Regions from separate parts of the Homo sapiens genome. Here regions 1 and 3 are each linked to region 2. A link is a loop called in an ENCODE intact Hi-C map of the cell type or tissue named here. Cell type or tissue: mammary epithelial cell. All regions are shown on one strand.

Region 1 (8,000 bases), 270 kb before region 2:
ATGATGTTTGGAAATGGAGTATTGGCAGTGTTGACAAAGAGAAGCGTAGGAATCTCAAAGATCTCAAGGGGTGGAATCTAAGGCTAGCCACAAATCCAGGCAAGGATCATGGCTGTAGCTGTAAGTACAGTGCAAGAAGGACCCTGGGATTAGGGTCTATGAGACAATACATACTAGCAAAAAGTAGGCTGGGAGAACTTTGAGGACAGAGCCTATGCAAGGCTGGCTTCATAGTTAGATATAGAACCTGTGCAGTCACACAGAACCCTATACTTGCAAGGGCCCTGTATTTGGTTGAATGCTCTGTTGTAGCCATTTTGAAATTCTTAATAATTTTTGGACAAAGGGATTCTGCATTTTCATTTGCACTGGGCCCTACAAATTATACACCCTGTCAGGACACTAGCACAGTAGTGAAAACATAGAAGCTGCTCATAAAAGTCAGTTGAATGAAGACATTCTTCTACTTGTAGGAAACACTCTCAGTGGGCTTGGGAGTCATGGGGCAAGGAGGTGCTAACAGGCTCTGCAAGACAAGAAGTTCCTCAACAGCAGCAAGGTCTTCTGTGTTCTGTTGGGTAGAACAGCATAGAGAGGCCTGGAAAGAGTGTGTTGGCAGCTAAAACTGAGCAGATGGACCTCAAGGATTTGTAAGCTAGGTTTGCCTAACCAACCAACTCATTCAGCTTCTCAGATGGTCTTTTTAATTACTTATAGACATCAGTCTTTATTTTTATTTTATTTTAGAGATGGGGTCTAAATAGGTTGCCCAGGCTGGTCTTGAACTCCTGGCCTCAAGTGATCCTCCCGCCTCTCAGTCTTTATTTAATACTTATTTAGATCATCCAGCAGCAACTTTTTTTCCCTACCGTAGTGACTTCCACTTTTGTTTATAGGTTACTCAGATCTTCTCCGAGTTGATTTTCTTTTGTCCTCTTTTCCATGCTGAGCATTATTTCTCTACGTCCAATTGTCATGTTGTGTAATTATTTTTAAATGAAGTATACTTACTGCTACAATTCCTGGGGGCAAATTATGTACTATATATCTTGTGAGCCTGTTTTTAGACTTAGAAATTATAGAATTATTGTTAACAAAATGTAATGACTGTTTGTGTTAACTCTTGAATTTTCCTCTTCCAGGTGACTTCTGCAGCCACTTTAATCATAACCTTCATTGACCTGTGTCCTTCTGAGGAATCTTATTCCTTCTAGGTCCTTTCCATTTAAAACTTTGCTGCAGGCCTGTCACTGGATAAACATGGCAACCAAGAAGCCAAATAATGCCTTTGCCCTGCTTTTATTTATTTTTATTTATTTATTTATTTACAAACTCACTCTGTCATCTAAGATGGAGTGCAGTGGTATGATCATAGCTCAGCACAGTCTCAAACTTCTGGGCGCAAGTTATACTCTCACCTCAGCCCTCAGCCTCCCAAGTAGCTGAGACTATAGACGTATGCCACCACACCTGCCCGCCTTCCCCTGCTTTTAGAACCTGGGAGGTAGGTGCCCCAAATGGAAAGAGCTTGGACTTTGGAGTCACTGAAAACTTGATTTGAATTTCGGTTCTACCAGAACAAGCTGTGTGAATTTGGGCAAGTTATTTACCTTCTTTGACCCTCAGTCTCCTTATCTGCAAAAGAGGGGTAATAATGCCTATCTCACAGGGCAATTGAGAAGAGTGATATAAAAAATGACCAATACACACTAAGAACTCAGAAATGGCAGCTACAGCCAGGTGCAGTGGCTCCCAGCCTGTAATTCTAGTACTTTGGGAGGCTTAGGTGGGCAGATCACTTGAGGCCAGGAGTTCGAGGCCAGCCTGGCCAACATGGTGAAACCCTGTCTCTACAAAAAATACAAAAAAATTAGCCAGATGTAGCGGTGTGTGCCTGTGGTCCCAGCTATTTGGGAGGCTGAGGTCGGAGGATCTCTTGAGCCCAGGAGGTGGAGGTTGCAGTGGGCCATGTGCATACCTCTGCACTCCGTCCTAGGTAATAGAGTGAGACCCTGTCTTCAAACAAACAAACAAACAAAGAAAAGACTACTACTATTCTAAATATATTCTGCATTTTCTTTTTGAAACGTGTTTTTTATTTTTATTTTAAAACTTGCTATAGAGATGGAGTCTTGCTATATTGCCCAGGCTGGCCCTGAATTCCTGGCCTCGAGTGATCCTTCCTCTTCTACCTCCCAAAGTGCTGGGATTACAGTCATGAAACCTGCACCCTGGCTTAAATTTCCTGTAGACAGCCTGTTCCTGACATATTTCTCTTAATCTTCCAGATAAAGGCTGTGCTTCTTCCGTATCTCTTTGCTTACTCACCATGCTCACCTGTACTTCCCGCCTCCATTCCTGATTCGAATGTCTTTCTTATTCCTCCTGTGGGAACTCTACCTCACCTTCAGATTTTTACTTCATCTCTGGACTTCCCTGAAGACATCACGTGACACTTATATCAGCATTCTCTGAATTGTTGCTGTACCTCTTGTATAAATCATTTATTGAGCATTATCTTACATTGTTGTTTTCAAATTATCTTATATTATTCTTATGAAACAAGATGTAGGCTCCATTTGGGCAAGGACAACACTTTGAGAGCATAATGGGTGCCTGACAAATATTTATTAATTGTATAATTTAATGAATTAAAGCATATAAAAATATTAGTCAAGCACACATTATTCTCTCGAGAGTAATTAATATAAATTTATTAATTTACTAATTGATGATTCCATTTACAGCTGTGTGTGTCTTTGAGTAACAGTGACATTGTGCTGACTCTGTCTTTTCACTAATCCAGGTTTTGTCAATTAAAAAAATCACTTTTTACAACTAACATATGTCCATCAGTTGCACTCACGGTTACCTAGTATCATTGGTTCGTCTTTGTCAAAAGATACAGATTCACTATTTAAGTCAATATCAGGAGAAGCAGTTTCAATTAGGCAGAGGTTTCAAAGCCAGCTGGATGCCAGGTACCATGACATCATTCAGGCTGCTCTGTGGTTTTTATGATTCAGATGTTTAAGTAATTGAAATAACTGGATTGTCACATGGTTGGTTTTGTTATTTAAACTGTATTATTGTTTGACTTGTAGAGACAGTATACTCCCTCAACTGTTTTACTTCTGGAATTGATATTGTGTAAAGAATGAATTGATATTCTAATAAATTGAACTGGGCTAAATATACTGGGTCTGTTAACAGACATAAATTTCTCAAAATTGTAGATCTTCCATATGATACTGTTGTTTAGCTAGCCATCATACATTTCTTAAAACTTTTAATAAGACTTGCTTCCCTTTTTACGGAAACTGGGGACATTTTAGCCTATTCATACAATATTTTTTAAATGCCAAGAAAATTTTCAGTCTTCCCAGACAGCACAATTTGTATAGTCATAAAAAGATTCCATTTTGGCTACAAAATTTTGGTTACAATAACAGGAGGTGGTTTTCTTCAACTCAGTCTGTTTTTTTTTTTTTTTTTTTGAGGCAGAGTTTCACTCTTGTTGCCCAAACTGGAGTGCAATGTTGTGACCTCGGCTCACCACAACCTCCACCTCCTGGTTCAAGCGATTCTCCTGCCTCAGCCTCCGGAGTAGCTGGGATAACAGGCATGCACCACCACACCCGGCTAATTTTGTATTTTTAGTACAGATGGGGTTTCTCCATGTTGGTCACGCTGGTCTTGAACTCCCGACCTCAGGTGTTCAGCCACCTCGGCTTCCCAAAGTGCTGGGATTACAGGCATGAGCCACCGCACACGGCAACTCAGTCTGTTTTTAAGTATGCCCTTGAAGGGAGTTTGTTGTTTTTTTTCCCCCAAGTTTTGATGTTCTTTTGATTGATGTATTTTCAGAAATCACAAATAAATTAGTTCCCAGAGGTTGAGAGAACCCCTATTAGCAGCATTCAGAGAATGCATGTCTTGCTTTCCACATGCCAGTGCTGTGGCAGGTGGATGTTTGAGTCACCAGGTGACCTCTTTGGAGCCAGCACCTCCTAGCTGTAGATCTTAGTACACTCTTTTTTCTTTCTTTTCTTTTGTTTTTTGAGATAGAGTCTTGCTCTGTTGCCCAGGCTGGAGTGCAGTGGCTCGAGCTTGGCTCACTGCAACCTCTGCTTCCTGGGTTCAAGTGATTCTCCTGCCTCAGCCTCCAGAGTAGCTGGGATTACAGGCGCACGCCACCACACCCGGCTAATTTGTTTTGTATTTTTAGTAGAGACGGGGTTTTGCCATGTTGGCCAGGCTGGTCTCAAACTCCTGACCTCAGGTGATCCGCTCGCCTTGGCCTCCCAAACTGCTGGGATTACAGGCGTGAGCCACCGTGCCTGGCCGACCTTACTGCACTCTTGCTCTCTGTATCGAGGAAGTCTGCAGTATTCTGCACACATGAAGCTGATGTTGAAACATATAAATTGCATTTGATTTTTTTCCTACACCCACCTAAATTCAAATTCCACCAAATTTGGTTTAAAAAAAAAAAGCAAACAAATATTATGGTTTTAAGCCAGTCAAGTTCATTAATTTTATCTAAGTAACAGTCACAAATAATTAGTTTGACTAAAGTTATCATGGTTCAACCAGTTTTTTTTTTTGTGAATCTCATCCTGTCGCCCAGGCTGGAGTGCAGTGACACAATCTTGGCTCACTGCAACCTCTGCCTCCCAAGTTCAAGCGATTCTCCTGCCTCAGCCTCCCGAATAGCTGGGATTACAGGCGCACACCATCACACCCTGCTAATTTTTGTATTTTTAGTAGAGACAGGGTTTCACCATGTTGGCCAGGCTGGTCTCAAACGCTTGACCTCAGGTGATCCACCCGCTTTGGCCTCCCATAGTGCTGGGATTACAGGTGTGAGTCACCATGCCCGGCCTTTTTTTTTTTTTTTTTTTTTTGAGACAGAGTCTCGCACTGTCGCCCATGCTGGAGTGCAGTGGCTTGAGCTTGGCTCACTGCAACCTCTGCCTCCCAGCTTCAAGCAATTCTTGTGTCTCAGCCTCCCAAGTAGCTGGGATTACAGGCATGTGCCACCATGCCTGGCTATTTTTTGTATTTTTAGTAGAGATGTGGTTTCACCATGTTGGCCAGGATGGTCTTGAACTCCTGGTCTCAAGTTATCCGCCCACTTGGCTTCCCAAAGTGTTGGGATTACAGGCGTGAGTCACCGCGCCTGGCCGTGACTTCACTTTCATGTTGATGTTAATACCAGGAAGTAATAAGGTTGCGTTTGCATACCTTTTGGGGACTTCAGTTTTCATGCTGAAAACTGTTCTTGTAACACTTAAATTGTGGTGAGCAGTTTAAATTATGTGAGCAGTTTAGCTTTTAAAAATTCCCTGAAATGCTTTGATATGGAACTTAGACTCAAATAAGACATACTAGGCAGAGAGAAAATTGGAATACTTGAAATACAAATTAATCAAAATTTACTGAACAAATATACTTTAATATAAGGTACAATAACAGAAGAAAGGTAATACTTTATTTTCTTAGTGATTATTTGAAAATTGTTCATTTCTTCTTTCCCTTGACATTCTTTGCCTTTTCTAAATCACCTTCAGTGAAAAAAGTAATTTACTTCTTAGAACAATCAATTATGTATGCTTTTTCAGCTAAGGATTAAAACATGGGCATTCTTATACCAAAATTATTTTTTTTCTTTTCTTTTGCCTACCTGTCTCAAGTCATCCAAGCCGTAATGCAGTGGTACAAGCTCAGCTCACTGCAATCCCCGCCTCCCAGGTTCAAGTGATTCTCCTGCCTCAGTCTCTTCAGTAGCTGGGATTACAGGCATGCACCACCACGCCCAGCTGATTTTTGTATTTTTAGTAAAGACATGGTTTCACTATGTTGGCCAGGCTGGTCTCTAACTTTTGACCTCAAGTGATCCGCCCGACATGGCCTCCCAAAGTGCTGGGATTACAGGTGTGAGCCACAGTGCCTGGCCTTTTTTTTTGAGATGGAGTTTCGCTCTTGTTGCCTAGGCTGGAGTGCAATGGTACAATCTCGCCTCACCGCGACCTCTGCCTCCCAGATTCAAGCAATTCTCCTGCCTCAGCCTCCCGAGTACCTGGGATTACAGGCGTGCACCCCCATGCCCAGCTAATTTTGTATTTTTAGTAGAGACAGGGTTTCTTCATGTACGTCAGACTGTTCTCAAACTCTCGGCCTCCCAAAGTGCTGGGATTACAGGTGTGAGCCACTGCGCCTGGCCCCTTCCATACATTTTCATTCTTATTTCCGTAATTTTGGGTTTTTCTCACTCAATCCCCCTCCCTATTTGACAATAGTCTGTCCATATATTTTTCATTATCTTTATCATTATCTACATCTTCATAACCACTTATTGATACCTACATACCAGGCATGGTTTTAGGCCCTCTCTCTGTGGCATGGTGATTCTTACAGCAGCCTACAAAGTTTCACAGGTTAGGAAATTGAAGCTAAGATAGGGTGGTAGGGAGAATAATGGCCCCCAAAGATAGTCACACTCTACTCTCCAAAACCTGTGAATATGTTACCTTACCTGGCAAAAAGGATTTTGCAGATGTGATTGATGTTCAAACTTTGAGACAAGGAGATTGTCCCAGATTATTTGGGTGGGCCCAGTCTAATCACATTAGTCCTTAAATGGAGAGAATATTTCCTGGCTAAGTTATAGTGCAATGTGAAAATGAAGGAAGATGGCTGGCTTTGAAGCCAGAGGAAGGGGCCACAGCAAAAATGCAGGCAGCCTCTAGAAGCTGTAAAAGGCAAGGGAATATGGCCAGGTACAGCAGCTCATGCCTGTAATCCCAGGGTTGGAGGCCCTGGATTGGAGTTCAAAATCAGCTTAGGCAAAATGGTGAGACCCCTGTCTCTACAAAAGCATTAAAGAATAGCTAGGTGTGGTGGCATGTGCCTGTAGTCCCATCTACTTGGGGGATTGAGACGAGAGGATTGCTTGAGACCAGGAGTTCCAGGCTGCAGTGAACTGTGATCACACCACTGAACTCCAGCCCTGTCCCTAAAAACGACATAAAAAGCAAAAAGAATTTGAGCCAAAATGTCATTTGCTGATTGAATTATGTGGCTTTCTTCTATGCCATTCTGCACTCTTAGTAGTATCTAGAAGAGAATTGGTGTTTCTCTCAGCAAGTCAATGAATCTAAGCAAATTCTTTTTCTTGATTCTTCTTTCCAGTCTCTGGGCTACTAATTCATCTTTGCTCTGTATCTGTATCTAGCGCAGTGTGTCTGCTTCTCAATAGAACCCACATTATGAATGACAGTGGAAAATTTCTCAGTCTATGTGAATGTCCTGTAGTCCTCCATTAACAGTGAGTTTGAGAAGCAAAAGATGAAAACTGAAAAACATAAGCAGATCCTATGACACCTATGTGGTATTTGCTAATTATAAAAAGCCCTTTGGTTCTATGTAGTTATAAGAAAAGACATATTCCATTCTATTATGACCAGCTTGAGGTTAAAATGCAAGTTAAATTAGTATCCAATTTATTTCAAAAGGCTGTAGCTAAATTTCATACCCACGCACCATCTACCACTCTTATCATTTCACTGTCTCTCTATTGTTCTATTTACAGAACAAAAACAAAGAAGGTGATTTGTAAATATTGACTAAACAAAGGACATTTTAGAAAGGATTCCAAGAACTCTCTGTACTTTCATTACCCTTACACTGAAGTTATCTTCTAAAGAAGCAAATAATGTAGCTGAAAACATTCCCTCAGCATATATGCCTTGAGAGATTAGATTGCTATAAGTTGAAATTCAAGACAGAAAATGCAGTGAAGTAGTGGAAGGCAGAAAAGGATTAGATGACTGAAATTATTGTTAAAATAGTACTGAACATCTTGTTTTGCACAAATATTTATGGAATAAAATATCTTCTTTTCCATTATAGGTATCCCTGAAAATTATATATGAAGGCTGAATAAATGCTTTGAGGTAAAGGATTAACAGAGACATAAATATCAAATAGTTTTTCTT
Region 2 (8,000 bases):
TTTGCTGAGCATTTCTTCTTGTAGGGAGCTGAAATCCTAAGGTTGTTAGAATGATTTCTTCCCCATGAACAATTCTACAAAACCATCTCACATCTCCCCCCAGCATAGTAGGTAGGAACACAGGTTTTTGAGTTAGACCTGGGTTTGAATCCTGTCTTAAATCTTTGGTAGTTTTATAACCTTCTGCAATTATATAACCTCATGCAGCCTCAGTGTCCTCATTTGAAAGTCAGATTACATAGTTAAAGTGCTTAGAACAGTCCCAGGCATGAAATAAATGTTAAATTAATATTGTCTATTATAATGATCAAGTTAGAGGTACTTTCCAGAAATGTGATAGGAAGGAAGCAAGGGGTGAAGTAGGGGGACTTTTCTCTTTCTTGAAAATAAAAGCAGCATAGAATCAGGAAGATGAGGACAATTTGAAACAAACATGAGCTTATAACCTATGCTGCCCTGGGACTATTATCTGCTCTAAATATTAAAAAAAATTTTTTTGGTCTAGAATTATTTTCTTAGATGTTAGGTAGTTTTATATATGGAATTCACTTGGTATGCAATCTATATTCATGCTCTGAAAGTCAAACTAGGTTTGCTTTATAATATATTCTGAAATTTGCATTCTATTCTACCCTGTCTAGACTTCTACAACTAATAGGCCAAAAGAGTTGAAGTTGTGACTGAAAGCACTTCCTTGTCTCCATGTACTGTACTCCAGACCTTAGATCCAGAAAAGAGATGCTTAATACAGTTCCAGTCCTGAAATGAACCCTCTAAAATTTTCCAGACTTATTTTTGTTAGACTAAAATCTGAAACAAACACGTATTTGTACAATGTATGGTGCCTTTTTTCCTAATACCCTAGTATCTGTACTTTTCAAGATCAGTACTATTACAATTTGAATTCCCTGTAAAGGCAGAGGATTGTCTTGGTTATCAATGCCTTCTTGGTCTTTCAAAATTATTAATTGAATTGTGGCACTTCCCCGATTAAAATTCTTTACTGACTTCCCATTACATTGGGTAAAAAACAAACTGTCCCCATAGCCTTTAGGGACCTGCAGAAGCTGGACTCATTCTCATTGGAGGCCACTGTCTCGATTCCCTGGTCTCCATCCAGAAGGGCCTCTTTCAGCTTTTGCAAACTCTTTCCCACCTTGGGCTCTTCGCACATACTGGTCCCTAAATTTGTAACTTCTTTTTAGATTTATTTATTTGTTTATTTGTTTATTATTTTTTGAGATGGAGTCTTGCCCTGTCACCCAGGCTGAAGTGCAGTGGTGCTATCTCTGCTCACTGCAACCTCCGCCTCCTGGGTTCAAGTGATCCTCCCGCCTCAGCCTCCTGAGTACCTGGTACTACAGGCGCACACCACCACACCCAGCTAATTTTTGTATTTTTAGTAGAGACAGGACTTTGCCATGTTGGCCAGGCTGTCTCAAACGCCTAGCCTCATGAGATCCGCCTGCCTCAGCCTCCCAAAGCCTGGGATTACAGGCATGAGCCAACGTGCCTGGCCCAACTTCCTCTTATTTAAAATGTCACATCCTCCCCTTTGCCTTCCCTAATCATCTTATTTAAATAACTCCCTTCTTTTCTGCCACAAACCCCATGCTGATTTTCTATATCTCAACAGTCACTCAGTTTCCTTAGTAATTCTTATAGTTTATTTATTCTCTTTCTAATTGTCTGTCTTTTCTAAATGATGAGCTCTATGAGGTCAGGGTCACATGCCTGTGATAACCCTGCAGGGTACATGGCATGTGGCAGATATCCAACAACTATATGTTGAATGAATATGTGAGCTTGGGGAGAAACAATGATAAATGTTCCACATATTTATCACCATTGGTATAGAGAACAGAAAGAGACAAAATTGAAGATTTTGAATCCAGATTACAGAAGGGCTCATTAAGGGTATCCTGTAGTAGGTAATGATCAGTGTTTTTGAGCAGGAGACTGATGCCATTTGGTTTGTGTTTAGAAGGATTATCTGGCAAAAAAAAAAAAAAAAAAAAATAGCAGACTTGATTGTACTAGAAAAATAGCCCCAGGGAGACCAGTAACAGTATTACCTGGAAAAGACTGGAAGTAAGAGAAGGGTTTTGGATAAGGAAGAGTGTTGATTGAAAACCTTAATAAACTAAAGCAAATAGTCAAGAGAAAACACATTTTTTTCTTTTGGTGGCTAATTCATTCAAAATATATGTTTCGAGGTTATTGGGGAAGAGGGTATAAAAACATTATTCTCCATCACAACTCTCCAACCCAAAGAGGTTACTTTCAAAGATAGAGCTGGATCTAGTATAGCATCATTGCAGTGTTTTTGTTCAATAAGTCTTCTGGTCATGTCTAGGATGAGAAAGTTAAACAGTTGTTTGGTTAGTTTGTTTCCAGATATTTTAAAATCTCCCTATACAGAGCTATATTAATTGGCACGTATTTGATTTTTTTTTTTTTTTTTTTTTTTAATGGAGCACTGTGGAAGAGAAAGGCTGGGTTTCATTCCTTTGGGAAAAGCTGTCTCAGTTTGTGGAACAAGAATTTTGAGTCAGAACTTTTAGGCTTAAGTCCTGGCACTGCACCAGCTGGATAAAATTAGGCCAGTCATCTAACCCCTAAGCACTCTGTTTTCTGATCTATAAAATGGAAATGAATTATACCCTAACTCACAGTAAATACTTTTAAACTGTAGGCTGCTCTACAAATTCTAGTGACCTGGATTCAAGACACTCTATATCTTCACCTTGCCCAAATAGCTATATATTAACATTTTAATTTATATTATACCCAGAAATTAGCAGAAGGGGATTGACAAATATGAGAAATGGAGAAACTAGAAACGCCAACCAGGCGAGTGTATCCAAGGGATGGTGGACTAGTAGTGGATAACTTGTGGGCTGTACACCTACCTTTACACTTAAAATCATCAGGGAATTGCTGGTACTGATACCAAATTACCAAATATTGTTTTTGTTTTGTTTGTTGTTATTGGTTTTTTTTTTTTTTTTTTTGGTGAATTTGTGAGAGTATGGTAGGTGGCGAAGAAGGGAATTTTCATATTATGTCATCATTGTTACCAACAACAATATTATCAGTATAAGGCAATGGTTTCTAAACTCTCCTGAGTCAAGAAATTTTTGGAGTCTCTGATGAGAGAGATGGACTCTAGGAAAATTTTCATGTACATCTTTCCCCCACCCCAACTATTTTGATTATAAATCAAAGGATTCACAGACTACCTGAAGCCTCTCTAGAGACCAAGCAATCCAATGGACCTCAGGTTAAGAGACCTGGCTATAAAGTAGCAAGTGAATTTTCTGTTTACAGAGTCTGTTTTGCTTTTCTTTGTTTGTTTTTGTTTTATTTTAAGTGGGATTGTTGTCATGGGTCAAAAAAGTCATAAAGGGTCTGGCATTGTGCTAGGAATGTCCTCAAACCTTAATGCTTCTAGTCATTTTAGTAATACTGCTGGGTAAGGGAGTTTGTTGTTGCTTATATAAAACTGGTAAGAAGAAAGACTCCTGGCCAGGCGCAGTGGCTCACACCCATAATCCCAGCACTTTGGGAGGCTGAGGGTGGTGCATCACTTGAGGCCAGTAGATCAAGACCAGCCTGGGCAACACGGCAAAACCCTGTCTCTACTAAAAATACAAAAATTAGCCAGGCATGGTGGTGCGTGCCTGTAGTCCCAACTACTCCAGAGGCTGAGGCATGAGAATCGCTTACACCCAGGAGGTGGAGGTTGCAGTGAGCCGAGATTGCACCACTGCACTCCAGCCTGGGCAACAGAGCAAGATTCTGTCTCAAAAAAAAAAAAAAACAAAAAAAACAAAAAAAAAAAACAAAAAAAAAAACGGCTCCCAGGTTTTAGTAGTCACTATATACTCTGTTGGTTACTACAACACAGATTGTAAATATCTTCTAACATTCTGTCTCTTAGGAATTTTACTCTCTCAAAAAATAGACTGTTCAATGTTTTTAAACCATGTTTAATTCACAAATACAAAAAACGTACATGCTGATCACTGTGTATGTTTAGGGCTCCCAAATCTACAGTTCTATCTTAAGTTCTTTATAATAATGTCAGACGGTTCTTCTGACATTATTACAAAGGTCTGCTGAAAAAATCCGCCTGGATATTCCAATAGACTACTTACTCATAAAATATCCAAAAATGAGTCAGTCTCCTCCATCATCATATTCCAGGAGTCTGCTCCATCTCCAGGCTCCCTCTGTTGGTAATTGGCACCATTAGCCTCTTGCTGGCCACCAGGCCAGGCTCTGCCAATGCTTCAGAGCTCTGCACAGGTTTCACCCCTTCTGATGTTATTATACTTCCCTGGCACTGTGACACCTTTCTTATCTCATTTGGAGGAGAGTGAGGGCTGGCGAGAGAAAATCCAAACCACTGTTATTTTTGAATTGTTGCTATTATTACTACCATTATTATTAGTTTTCAAACAAGCACATTTGTGGTGATCTTCTTAGCATTCTAATATCTTCCTATTGAAATGAATGCAAAATTGAAACTCCTTATCACAACCTACTTGATCCCATAGGATTTGGACCCTGTTTCTAAGATTATCTTTTGTCCCTTACCAGCTTCCAGCCACAGAGGCCTTATTCTTTTCTTTTCTTTTCTCTTTTCTTTCCTTTCCTTTCCTTTCCTTCTTTTCTTTACTTTTCTTTTCTTGCTTGCTCTGTCACCCAGGCTGGAGTGCACTGGCATGATCTTGGCTCACTGCAATCTCTGCCTCCCAGGGTCAAACAATTTTCCTGCCTCAGCCTCCCGAGTAGTTGGGATTACAGGCATGTGCCACCACGCCCAGTTAATTTTTGTATTTTTAGTAGAGATGGGGTTTCACCATGTTGGCCAGGCTGGTCTCGAACTTTTGACCTCAGGTTATCTGCACACCTCGGCCTCTTAAAGGGCTGAGATTACAGGAGTGAGCCACCGTGCCCGGCCAAGTGAAGGTTTCATTAGGGAACCATTGACAACTCAATGCCTTTCACCACAGAGCTAAATTTATCTTTTAGGGGATAAATGCACTGCTCAGCCCCATCCTGGAGGGGCTCACTCAGCAGAGAGGAGGAATGATCACTCCTAGGATACTCTCTCATCTAGGATAACTTACAATGTATCAGAGCACCCCTGAACCCAAGGCATGTGTATGTGTATATATATTTTTTAAGACAAAGAGTTTTGCTATTAAAGTATTCAACCTGGAAGAACAAGAAAAAGCCTAAGTTTCACTGAGATGAGACAAATTTCCAAAAATGTTCTTTTCTAGGTCATTAGAATTTCCATTTCTGACCTATAAAAGAGGTGCATATATCTATATTTTCTCTTGTATCATTTATAATAATAGCTGTTTAACTTTGATAACACCTGTAATCAATTTTCAGGATGCAAGCTATTTCTAGAACATTAAAAAAACTGATATTCTTTAAATAAACTAAGTGCATAAATGGTTCAAGTGCTAAAATTCAAGGCTTCTATGTGTATGATGCATACTGATATTTGAAGCAATTTTACAGAAGTGCATATAATTGAAAAAGTAGCTTTATTTGGGTAAAATCAAAGTATTTATTAGTAAAGTCCTCTTAAATGCTCATATAAAAAGTAACTATAGACACATAAAATATCATTATTGTTATTATCATCATTAATAGCTAGCCTGGTACTTTAATGATTTTCTTGAAGTTTCCTTATTTGAATTAACTTGTTGGTCTTGATTGCAATTAACATTACAGACTGCTGAGTCATGCTAATTCTCAGAACAAAAAGAAAGCAAACCAAGCAACATCAAACCAAAGAGCTCTTTAAGAGGATCAAATTTTCCATGCCTCAAGGATAATTTCATATTTGTTTATACATATACCCTTTTATATCAATTAATATCCTAGAAGTAAAGATTGTTCATATCAGAGTAAAACAGAAATTTTGCTAGCTCTCATGATACAAGATAACTCTAGGTATTTGTAGGTAATGGCCATGAGTTTAGACTGATTTAAATTGAATTTCAGCAAATTATGCCCAAAGAAATGATATGATCTTATTCAAAGTCAGAAAACTCAGTGACTCTGAAATTGGTTCTTTGGAGTAGATCCATATGGTCAGTTAATACAATTTGATGCTTATCTGGTTGGTGTTCTGGAAAACAAAGTTGGTTTTTCTGCAAAGAAAAAAACAAATTCCAAAGAGTCACATAGTTTTTTATTTTCATTACATGTTGACATTTTGCTCCATTTTCTATCTTTTTGTGGGCATACACATTTTGAATGATGACACGGTCAGATAAAGTGATAGTTTCCCTGAAAGAATGATTCCACCTCCAAGGGAAAAATTCAACTCAGAAAGAAAGGAAATGGTCAACAATATATAGCAGAAAATACCACTTTCAAAGCTAAATTCTTAGTTACTAAAAAAAAGAAAAAGAAAAAAATCCTATTAGTTTCACAACGATAAGATTAGTTTAGGAGAAGTATCATGTAATTGCAGAAGATATTACAAGCTATTTTTCATGAGTGTCCTTGTTAACAGGTCTTGGATGGATGATTTTACTACTCAGATGCTGAATTACAAGTCTCAGCAACTGAAACTCAATAGAAAAAAAAACTCACGTGGAGTGGAGCACATTAATAAAATAAAACTGCAGATTAAATCATGTTTTAGGTGGGAAAAAACATCTTTTATTTAAAAACTGTTTTATAAAACTTTCAAAAATTGATAATTTAAGAATCCAGGGCTGGGCTCAGTGGTTCATGCCTGTAATCCCAGAACTTTGGGAGGCTGAGGCAGGCAGATCACTTGAGGTTGAGTTTGAGACCAGCCTGGCCAACATGGTGAAACCCGGTCTCTATTAAAAATATAAAAATTAGCCAGGCGTGGTGGCAAGCGCCTATAATCCCGGCTACTCGGGAGGCTGAGGCAGGAGAATTGCATGAAGCTGGGAGGCGGAGATTGCAGTGAGCCAAGAGTGTGCCACCAGACTCCAGCCTGGTCAACAAGAGCGAAACTGTCTCACAAAAAAAAAAAAAAAAAAAAAAGAATCCAAAAGTATTTAAGGATCATTATTTAAATAATAAATTTGATGTGTAAGACTGTAGATCTAAATGGCAGTGCTTTGTAAATTGAAATATTCTGATGTATTCTTCAGAGCTTGCAAGTTCTATGAGAACTTATTAGTTTTTTCATTTTACTGAATTAAAAAATGTACATGTTTCTTACGCCAGATCACCAAAGATTGCTATATGGATTCAGGGTCTCTATTTGTGTTACTGTTGCATCAATGCTGAGAGATCATCAAAGAAGTTAGTACTTAACTCCTAATATCCTTGGCCCAAACTAATGTCAAAATATTTGTCCTAAGGTAGCCATTGAGATGAGTTCCTTTTGCCAGTATAATGATAGAACTTTTTGTTTGCAACAAGAATGTGCAACGGAAAAACTATTTAATTGACCAAGACTTTAATTCCTTATTTAAAAATTTAGACTTTGGTCTGACACCATAAAAATGAATTTGGGAACTTACTGTTATGGAGTAATGAAGAAAATTTAGGAGTGGATTTACTATGTAAATAAATAAACTATTTGTGGTATGTGAAGGCCAAATGATATTATGGAGATGGTTTTATCATAATTGGTTAGAGAGAAGTAGTGGGACTTTGGGGCCTTCCCTTGTCACAGAGAAGTGCAAACACACTGAAGTGAAAAGAGCCCCACCCAAAGCAGGAGGCAGGATACTCATGATATGCAGGCTATGAGGAAATGTCAGTTGGGGATCTTGCCTTTATATGTGTAACAAGGCATTTTTAAAAAGTGCAACAGCAATAAATGCAAAAGTAAATATAAGAATTTTTTAATTTAGTGATTTTTTTACATTATTAAATTTTGGGATTCATTATTGAATTTTATTGATAATGGACTGATGAAAAATTAGTTAATTATCAAACTTTTCTGTTTTGAAACTGATTGTACAACACTGAAGTTTGAG
Region 3 (8,000 bases), 62 kb after region 2:
GTCTTTAGGGGGTTCTGAGAAGGAAAGCATTATGGCAAAATTAAATGGTAGAGTGATATAATTTTTTTTTATTTTCTAGGAGGAAAAAGGAAAGTCGGGACATATGGAGAAATAGATGTTTGAGGAATATAAGGAAGACAGTGTTTCAAAACTATTCATGGAGAGCTGCCTAATATTGCTTCTGTGTTCCTCAATACTGTGGACCATTTTAGACAGTAGACACTGGAACGGAGAGTAGTGAGGAAAAGTGAATTCTTAATGGCTGTTTATCTCATTAGGCAAAGTTTTTTTCTGCCTTTCCTTATACTCCAGAAGTTTTCAAGCTGAAAAATTGAAGCTTACAAAACTACAAATTTATGAAGGGCAAAGACTACATTTTCTTTGAATTCCTACACCATCTTGCATGTTAATGGTTAACCAAGTATGCATAGACCTCCCCATCAACAGGGAGAGTATGATGGATACCCAATAGCTAGTCAACATTAGCAGTTGAGTAAGCAAACAAAGTGAGGTGTGGAGGTAAGAGTCTAAGTGCCTGAAGTCATACTAGATTGTGGTGCTCACAGGCATTTAATGCCTCCTGAGAAGAGACAGTTACTCTATGATGAGTTCCTGAGATTAAGCCATTTTAGAGCCAAAACTTTTTTATTTTGCATGTAGTTTAAAAAATATACAAATTATAATTGTTATAATTAATGACTCACCCACATGGAAAGCAGCCTTCCATTTAAACCCTGAAATATGACCATGCTTCTGAAAGCAAATGAGAATAATCTGTAAGTGAGAAAACATTCTCACAAAACATATGCATGTTTTTGTTTTGGATAGAGCCTTTTTCAGGATCCTAAGCCTGACACTGTATATGAAATGAAATCAGTTAAAAGAAGCATATACATTAAAAGGATATGTCTAGAGATGATGCCACAGGAAGGAAGCAAAAATTATACCAGGCAAAGAGGTAGTTAGTGCTAAGGGAAAATGAGTATCCACTTTTGTTCTCATAGAAATTGAATATATTTAAGGTGTACAACATAATATTTTGACATACATATATATACATAGTAAAATAGTTACTACAGAAGACCGGGGGCAGTGGCTCATGCCTGTAATCCCAGCACTTTGGGAGGCTGAGGCAGGTGGATCACCAGGTCAAGAGATCGAGACCATCCTGGCCAACATAGTGAAACCCTGTCTCTACTAAAAATACAAAAATTAGCTGGACATGGTGGTGTGCCCCTGTAGTCCCAGCTACTTGGGAGGCTGAGGCAGGAGAATCTCTTGAACCCGGGAGGCAGAGTTTGCAGTGAGCCGAGGTCGTGCCACTGCACTCCAGCCTGGCGACAGAGCAAGACTCTATCTCAAATAATAATAATAATGATAATGATAATGGTAATTACTACAGAAAAGCAAATTGGAATATCCATCTTCTCACAGAGTTGACTTTCCTGTTTGTGTATGTGGTAAGAACATCTGAGATCTAATCTTTGAGCAGGTTTTCAGTATAAAACACAGTATTATTATTATCCTCATACTTCTGGACATATTCATCCCATGTAACTGCAACTTTGTACACTTTGATCAGCATTTCTCCTTTTTTCTCACCTCCTTGCCCATGGTAACCACTGTCCTACTCTCTGCTTCTATGTATTGGACTTTTTTAGATTCTGCATATAAGTGACATCATATACTTTTTTTTTTTTTTTTTGAGACACAGTCTAGCTCTGTCACCTAGGCTGGAATGCAGTGGCATGATCTCGGCTCACTGCAACCTCCACCTCCCAGGTTCAAGCGATTCTCCTGCCTCGGCCTCCCGAGTAGCGAGGATTATAGGCGCCCGCCACCATGCCCAGCTAATTTTTGTATTTTTAGTAGAGATGGGGTTTCACCATGTTGGACAGCCTGATCTCAAACTCCTGACCTCTTGATCCACCTGCCTCAGCCTTCCAAAGTGCTGGGATTACAAGCGTAAGCCACCGCGCCAGGCCTGAGATCATATACTTCTTAATAACTCTTGAAGGCATCAGTATTATTGGAATCTGTATCAGTTAACATGGGCTAGATTATGTCATAGTGCCAAAATATCCCAATGTCTCAATGCCTTGGAACAGCAAAGGTTTATTTCTTGGTCACACTGCATGGCAGTTGTGGATTGACTGGGGCTCTGCTCTGCATCACTGTGGCCCAAAACCTCAGGTAGAGCGTCCCCTACCTGGAAACACGCTAGTGATGAGAGCAGGGAAAATGCAGGGCGAAGCACAAAAGGACTCTTAAGGCTTCTGCATGGTGGTGATCATATTGCTTCTGCTTACTATTAGCTGCTGTAAATTACATGCCAAGCCTTACTTCAAAGGTACAGGAAAGCATAACCCTCTCCTAATGAAAGACAGTGGATATTGGTAATGAGTAATCCAATCTTTCACAGAGTCTAGTAAATAATGGATGCTTTTAGAATTTAGTAATCTGAGTAATGAAGAAAATGTCAAATGATTCCTGTATATTTCATTCAGCACCTATTTATTAGATGTTTTCAATATCAGGCAGTACACTAAGTACTACATAATAAGGCAAATGAATGGATAATATATTAATATATCAAAGTGTTTGCACTGAAAGGAATATGTTTTATTTTTTTGAAGAAACTTGTGTTTAAGTTAATTCATTTGCCAAAAGCAGAGCAAAGCTACCATGTTGCCTGTATTAGTTCCCTATTGCTGCCTGACAATTTATTGCAAGCTTAGTAGCTATAAAATATCACAAATTTATTATCTCGTAGTTTCTGTTGGGCAGAATCTTGAATGACATAGCCAAATTCTCTGCTCAGGGTCTCAGCAGGCTGAATGAAGGTGTCAGCTCGGGCTGTGGTTCTCATTTGAGTCCTGGAGTCCTCTGCTAAGTTCAGTAATTGTTGGACATATCCATTTCCATGTAGTTGCAGGACTGAGGCCCTATTTTCTTGCTGGTTGTTGGCCAAGGACCTCTCTCAGCTCCCAGAGCCCACCCTCAGTTCCTTACTACATGGCCTCCATAGGCAGTTCATAGTATGGATGCCTGCTGTCTTCCAAGTCAGCCAGAGCATATACCTCTGACATGCACTCCTTCGATCAGCTGGAGAAAACTCTCTGGCTTTGAAATGCTCATGGGATTAGATCAGGCTCACCAGATAATAGCTGTAATTTAAGGACAGCTTATTTGGGATCCTAGTCACATCTCCAAAATTCTTTCATAGCAGCAACTAGATCAGCATTCGATTAAATTACTGGGAAAAATGTGTGTGTGTCAGGGGCTGGGAAGCTTGGAGGTCTCTTAGAATTCTGTCTACCCCCTGACCTCACTGCAAAATGGTGGGTGTTAGTGTAGAAAAAAAAAAAAGGTAATAGTTTTTCCTCATGCATCACAAGGTTTATGGCTGAGACCCCTATAACAAAAGACAGATTAACAAAAGAAAAGCATATATATTTATTTAATACAAATTTTATGTGACATGGTAGCCTTCAGAAATAAAGACCCAAAGAAACAGGGAAAACTATATTTTTATGGACAGTCACGCAGAGAGGTATGATTAGAGAACAAAAGAGTATGATCTAATGGTAATAAACTGGGGGGACTTAAGAAGGCCGCTTTGTCCCAATGCTTCTTAATATCTCTGTGACATTCCTTTTTCCAGGAATACAGAGGACTCCTCTGGAATGAGAGGTTTATGACCTATTTTCAGGGGAGGTTTTATGGCCTGCTTCGGGGGCAAAGGTACAAGTGGAATTCTTTCTATATCCTACTTCTGCTGTTTCCTCACATGCTAGGGTGCCATATTTTTGTGTAGCATGTCCTGAACTCTGTTGTTATTTCAGTTTGCCTATGGCAGGATTGATGAGGTAGGGCCTGTTCTAGAGTAAGTGGCTCTCCTGGGTAAGAACTGGAATTATTAGGAGGGGTATCTTTTGAGGACATTTGTGATGGGTTTGCTCAGTGACTGGTGAGACCCTAGTTGTGTGCTCCCAAGCTGGATTCTCTATGAGTAACACTGAAATTATTGAATCCCTTAAATTCCTAGAGGGTTACTGCATTAGTCAGAGTCCTGGCAAGAAGCAGACAAAATTTTCAAACTGGGTAACTGAAGAGAGTTTAATAAAGGGTTATTTTTTTATTTAGGTGTGGGCAGAGTGTAGGAAGCCAACAAGGGATCGTTATTTCTCCTAGGCTGAAAAGGGGAAGGGGAGAGTGGGACTGGGAATCTGGAGAGGGGAGTTGTGTGGAAAGGGCTCTGACAGGAGCTATAGCCTTTGGTAGAAAGATGCCACCAGTCCATGGAAACTAGGCAGGAAAGTAAAGGGAAACAAATAGCCTAGTCTCTTCCTTTAATCCTCTTATCTCTTGCCAAGAGGGCAAAAGAGCCTGTTTGTCCAGTCCTCAGAGGTCAGCTTCATGGGGCAAGAACAGGGTGGAGAAAGGTAGGGAGGAGATCTAGAAAGGCAAACAAAAAGATAGGTAGCATGATTACTAAAGACATATTTCTTGGCTGTGGTCAGGGTCACAGCTTCCGTTGTGACTCACAGATGAAGTCTCTTTATCTGTGCTTCATAGAGTGTTTTAGTTAGCTTGGTTATAACTCTATCCCACTATGCAATATCATTAACATATATGTCTGTCATTCCCGCTATTTTGTGAGCTTCCTGAGAGCAAGGGCCATGCCTTATTCATCTTTATACATGCAGTGTCTATGTGCTTGGCCCACAGTAGATGATTAATGAATGCTTGTGGGATTATGAAGATATGAAGTCAATGGTGAACAATTATTAAAGTCCTACAAGTAAATTGGGTAATAGGGGCATAAGCAAATGCACAACACTCTTACTGCTCTCTAAGATGTTCTATTACATATTGGCTGATGGAGTTAGAAGATACACTTACCATTGCTGCAACAAATCTCCTGATACTATGAAAATTTGATGTTCTATTTTCATTTTCTACTTAAAGGTCATTAATTTCAGGTTGTACTACACGTTTCATTTAATGAGCACTAGAATCTATCAACAGAGAAGGAGGAACAGCAAATGCAGGGCAAATGAGACAGCTCAGAGCCACTAGTCATCAAACTCAGTTGGCTGTCTGCAGAGTGCAATGACTTTGGGATAAGACGTGATGCTTTACCTTCCTGCCATTGTCACATGTGGTTCTTGTTGCCAAACAGGGAGTAGAGTGTGCTAAGTCTATGAAAAAACTGTTTTCTTCTGTTTTACTTTTTGACATTTTCAAAGCACTAGATAAGGATAAATGTGGTCAGCTTGATGTATGATTGTTTTGGTTCACGTAGAATCATATGCTGAAGAATCACAGGGACTGACAGGGGAAAAATGTAAATGTCATAGTTTTGCTAATTACTTTAGCATGTGTTTCTTCCACATGTCTGAAAGCAAATGTAATTGAGGGTTGTGGTTTCTGGGGCATGGCCAAAAGTACAATGTGACTAACAACTGAGGAAAATATCATGGTTTATCATGTGGTAGAGGATCTGTTATCGTTTTCTTCCCCTCCCCCACAAAGTAAAGATTTTTCCAATATTTAAGGATGTTACTGGAGTATGAAAGAAGAATTATACAAATTGAATCCTGGGATTGGTATTTTTATCGGGTAAGAAAAAAAACATATAAAATGCAGTTTTAAGTTCAGTGGCTGTTCCATTCCATCCTAGAGGTTTCTATTGCAAAAAGTGGATTTGCAAACAAGAAAACAGCTCTTTCAATTCTTTAAACATTTCAACGATGATAAGGGTCTTTCTCAAGCAAATAAATCTCAGGAAATTCAAATACTAGTATGAAACCATAATCTCCCTTCACCTTGTTGCTTCAAAGCCTAGTAACTCTATTGAGAACTCCTGAAAACCAGTGGGTGATCTGACCCCAAGGCTTCATATACTATTTCTTATTTTTATCACAGGAATTTCACAATTTAAAGGCAAGGTTAAAAAACAGTCTATTTTCTCTCTTAAGCAAGTGATCAGGTTGCTTTGTGAACAAAGCAAAAGGCTGAGCTCACATGGAACACTTTTGAAATCTTCCTGGTTTGGGATGGACTGCAAATGCTATTAGTATATTTCCTGGTATTTTAGATGCCTATGAATTGCACCGTAATGAAATCTTTGAATAACAAGCATCTGGTAGCCAGAGCCCACAAAGACTTTCCTATATTATGCAGAACCTTCTGCTACTTTTGAGGCTGTTCTCTTGGTCTTTTAGACTATATCTTTTTCCCTTTATTTCCCCACATGTTTGGGAGTCACAAGTATTTTTGTCACATTTATCACTGACTGTACATAGGTGACTAAACTGGTCATCTGCAGGTCCAGCAGGTTGTGAGAAGAAACTGGGTGATGTATATTCCCCTTTCTCTCCCATATCAAACACCACACCCTCATCCCTGCCCACTAGCCCTATAACTGCTGACTATAAGCTGCAGAAGCAAATGGAAAGTCTATTCTACCAGTGGATTGAGGGGTGTTGGGACTCAGAAAACAATAACCCAAATGAAGGCTTCAGAAGCAGCCTCAGAAGCAAAAGATTTTCTCTGACCTTCTCCTGCCCTCCTGTTTCATAGTCCCACTCTCCCTGGAGGACTATCATAGAAACTAGAATCTCTTTTCTGCGAGGCAAGTCATAGAAGCCAGAACCGCTTTTCCCCAAAGCCAACCATAAAAACCTAAAAATATTACTTTAACTCCCTCCTGACATCTTTCTGTGTAAAAACTGGCCATAATTTATCTGATATACCTTGTTTGACTGTAGGTCATAAGACCCCCATTCCAGAGATGGTCCTGCCTCATACCTAGAAGGAAGAAATACATGCTCAAAGGGGCCAAGAAGAATACAGACAGACAGGCCTTGCTGGCTTTCCTCACTCGATCTATTAGCATGAGATCATACCCTTCTTGTCCAATCATATTTCTACACAATCATCCATACTTCATTTAACCTAAGCATAAAATGAACAATTTCTTCTGTATCTTTGGGTTTCTATTCTGAAGGCTCCTGCGTATGCACATTAAATAAATTTGTAAACCTTTTCCCCAATTAATCTACCTTTTGCAAGTTGATTTTTCATAGAAACTTGAGAGGACCAAGGGGAAAGCTCTCCCTTGGCCCCTGAAAAGGAAAGGTTCTAATGTGTTATTGAGAGTAATGTCAGATAAGAAAATCCAACTAGAGAGCAGAGGAAAGGAGGAAAGCTGGAATAGGGGTTCTAGCTTCTTTAGGGAGTTGAGTGTGGGCCATGAAGGGCCTGAAATATTATTCAGGTACCTGCTTGTATTATCCCATATGCTATTTTTTTTTTTTCCTGAAAAGAGAGTTAAAACTTACAATTAAATTCAAAAAGGGTTTGGGCTACACAAAGTTTTAAGGCTGATTATTGTCAAGAAAGTAAGTTTAGTTAATTGATTTATATTTTACAAATCCAGGAGAGAAGGAGGAATGGAAGGAAGTAAGAAATAATACAGGTAGGATAAATAAGAAGAAAATAGGCATTAGAGAGATACTAGCATTTTATTCCTTTTATCAGTTACTTAATACTTGGTCTGGTGAAATGGGATCTGGGGATAGACACCATTTCTACCAGACAATATGCATGTGTTTTAGAGATGAGACAATGAAGGCATAGAGAAGTTGAACAACGTGTGCCAGTTCACTTAGCTGGTCAGTATCAGCCAGCCAGCTTTGGGGGTTGCGTTGCTCTTCGTTACTCCTGGAAATCTCTTTCTCTTTCTTGATATATTTTACAAAATATACTTTTTGTAAACTGGAGGATAAAGTTGCATACCAAAATATTATCTTTGGGTGTTGTGATTATGGGTGATTTGACATTTTATTTTTGTCACCATTTTATCATAGTTATAATAAACATACCGAACTATATAATAAAATAATTGTAAATTGCTTTCACCTTTCTAAGAAATTAGTTATCATGTTGTTAACTCCCTCAGGAGCAACCACATTTCTGCTGAACAAAGGGCA

Evidence for each region. Peaks named below come from ENCODE experiments on the same cell type or tissue, not always from the same donor. Only the 100,000 strongest peaks of a DNase experiment are listed, where the experiment ranks them.
Region 1: a loop joins it to region 2, with 4 times the contacts of the local background. A loop is called at or near these places in 3 of 110 quality-filtered maps.
Region 3: a loop joins it to region 2, with 2.2 times the contacts of the local background. A loop is called at or near these places in 5 of 110 quality-filtered maps.

What each region holds. Positions count from the first base shown.
Region 1 is chr6:113,685,855-113,693,854 of GRCh38, reverse strand. No RefSeq gene overlaps it. Among named protein-coding and RNA genes, the nearest start is that of LINC02541, 40 kb to the right of the region's middle. In mammary epithelial cell, a CTCF peak has its summit at 4,003; DNase peaks (open chromatin) are centred at 2,374 and 2,994; H3K27ac peaks cover 345 bases.
Region 2 is chr6:113,410,934-113,418,933 of GRCh38, reverse strand. No RefSeq gene overlaps it. Among named protein-coding and RNA genes, the nearest start is that of LINC02518, 19 kb to the left of the region's middle. In mammary epithelial cell, a CTCF peak has its summit at 4,250 (motif pointing left); a DNase peak (open chromatin) is centred at 4,213.
Region 3 is chr6:113,348,765-113,356,764 of GRCh38, reverse strand. All of the region lies in intron 3 of LOC107986637 (a long non-coding RNA gene), which reads left to right. Among named protein-coding and RNA genes, the nearest start is that of LINC02518, 81 kb to the left of the region's middle. In mammary epithelial cell, no CTCF peak of the experiment used is centred here; a DNase peak (open chromatin) is centred at 4,514; H3K27ac peaks cover 1,425 bases.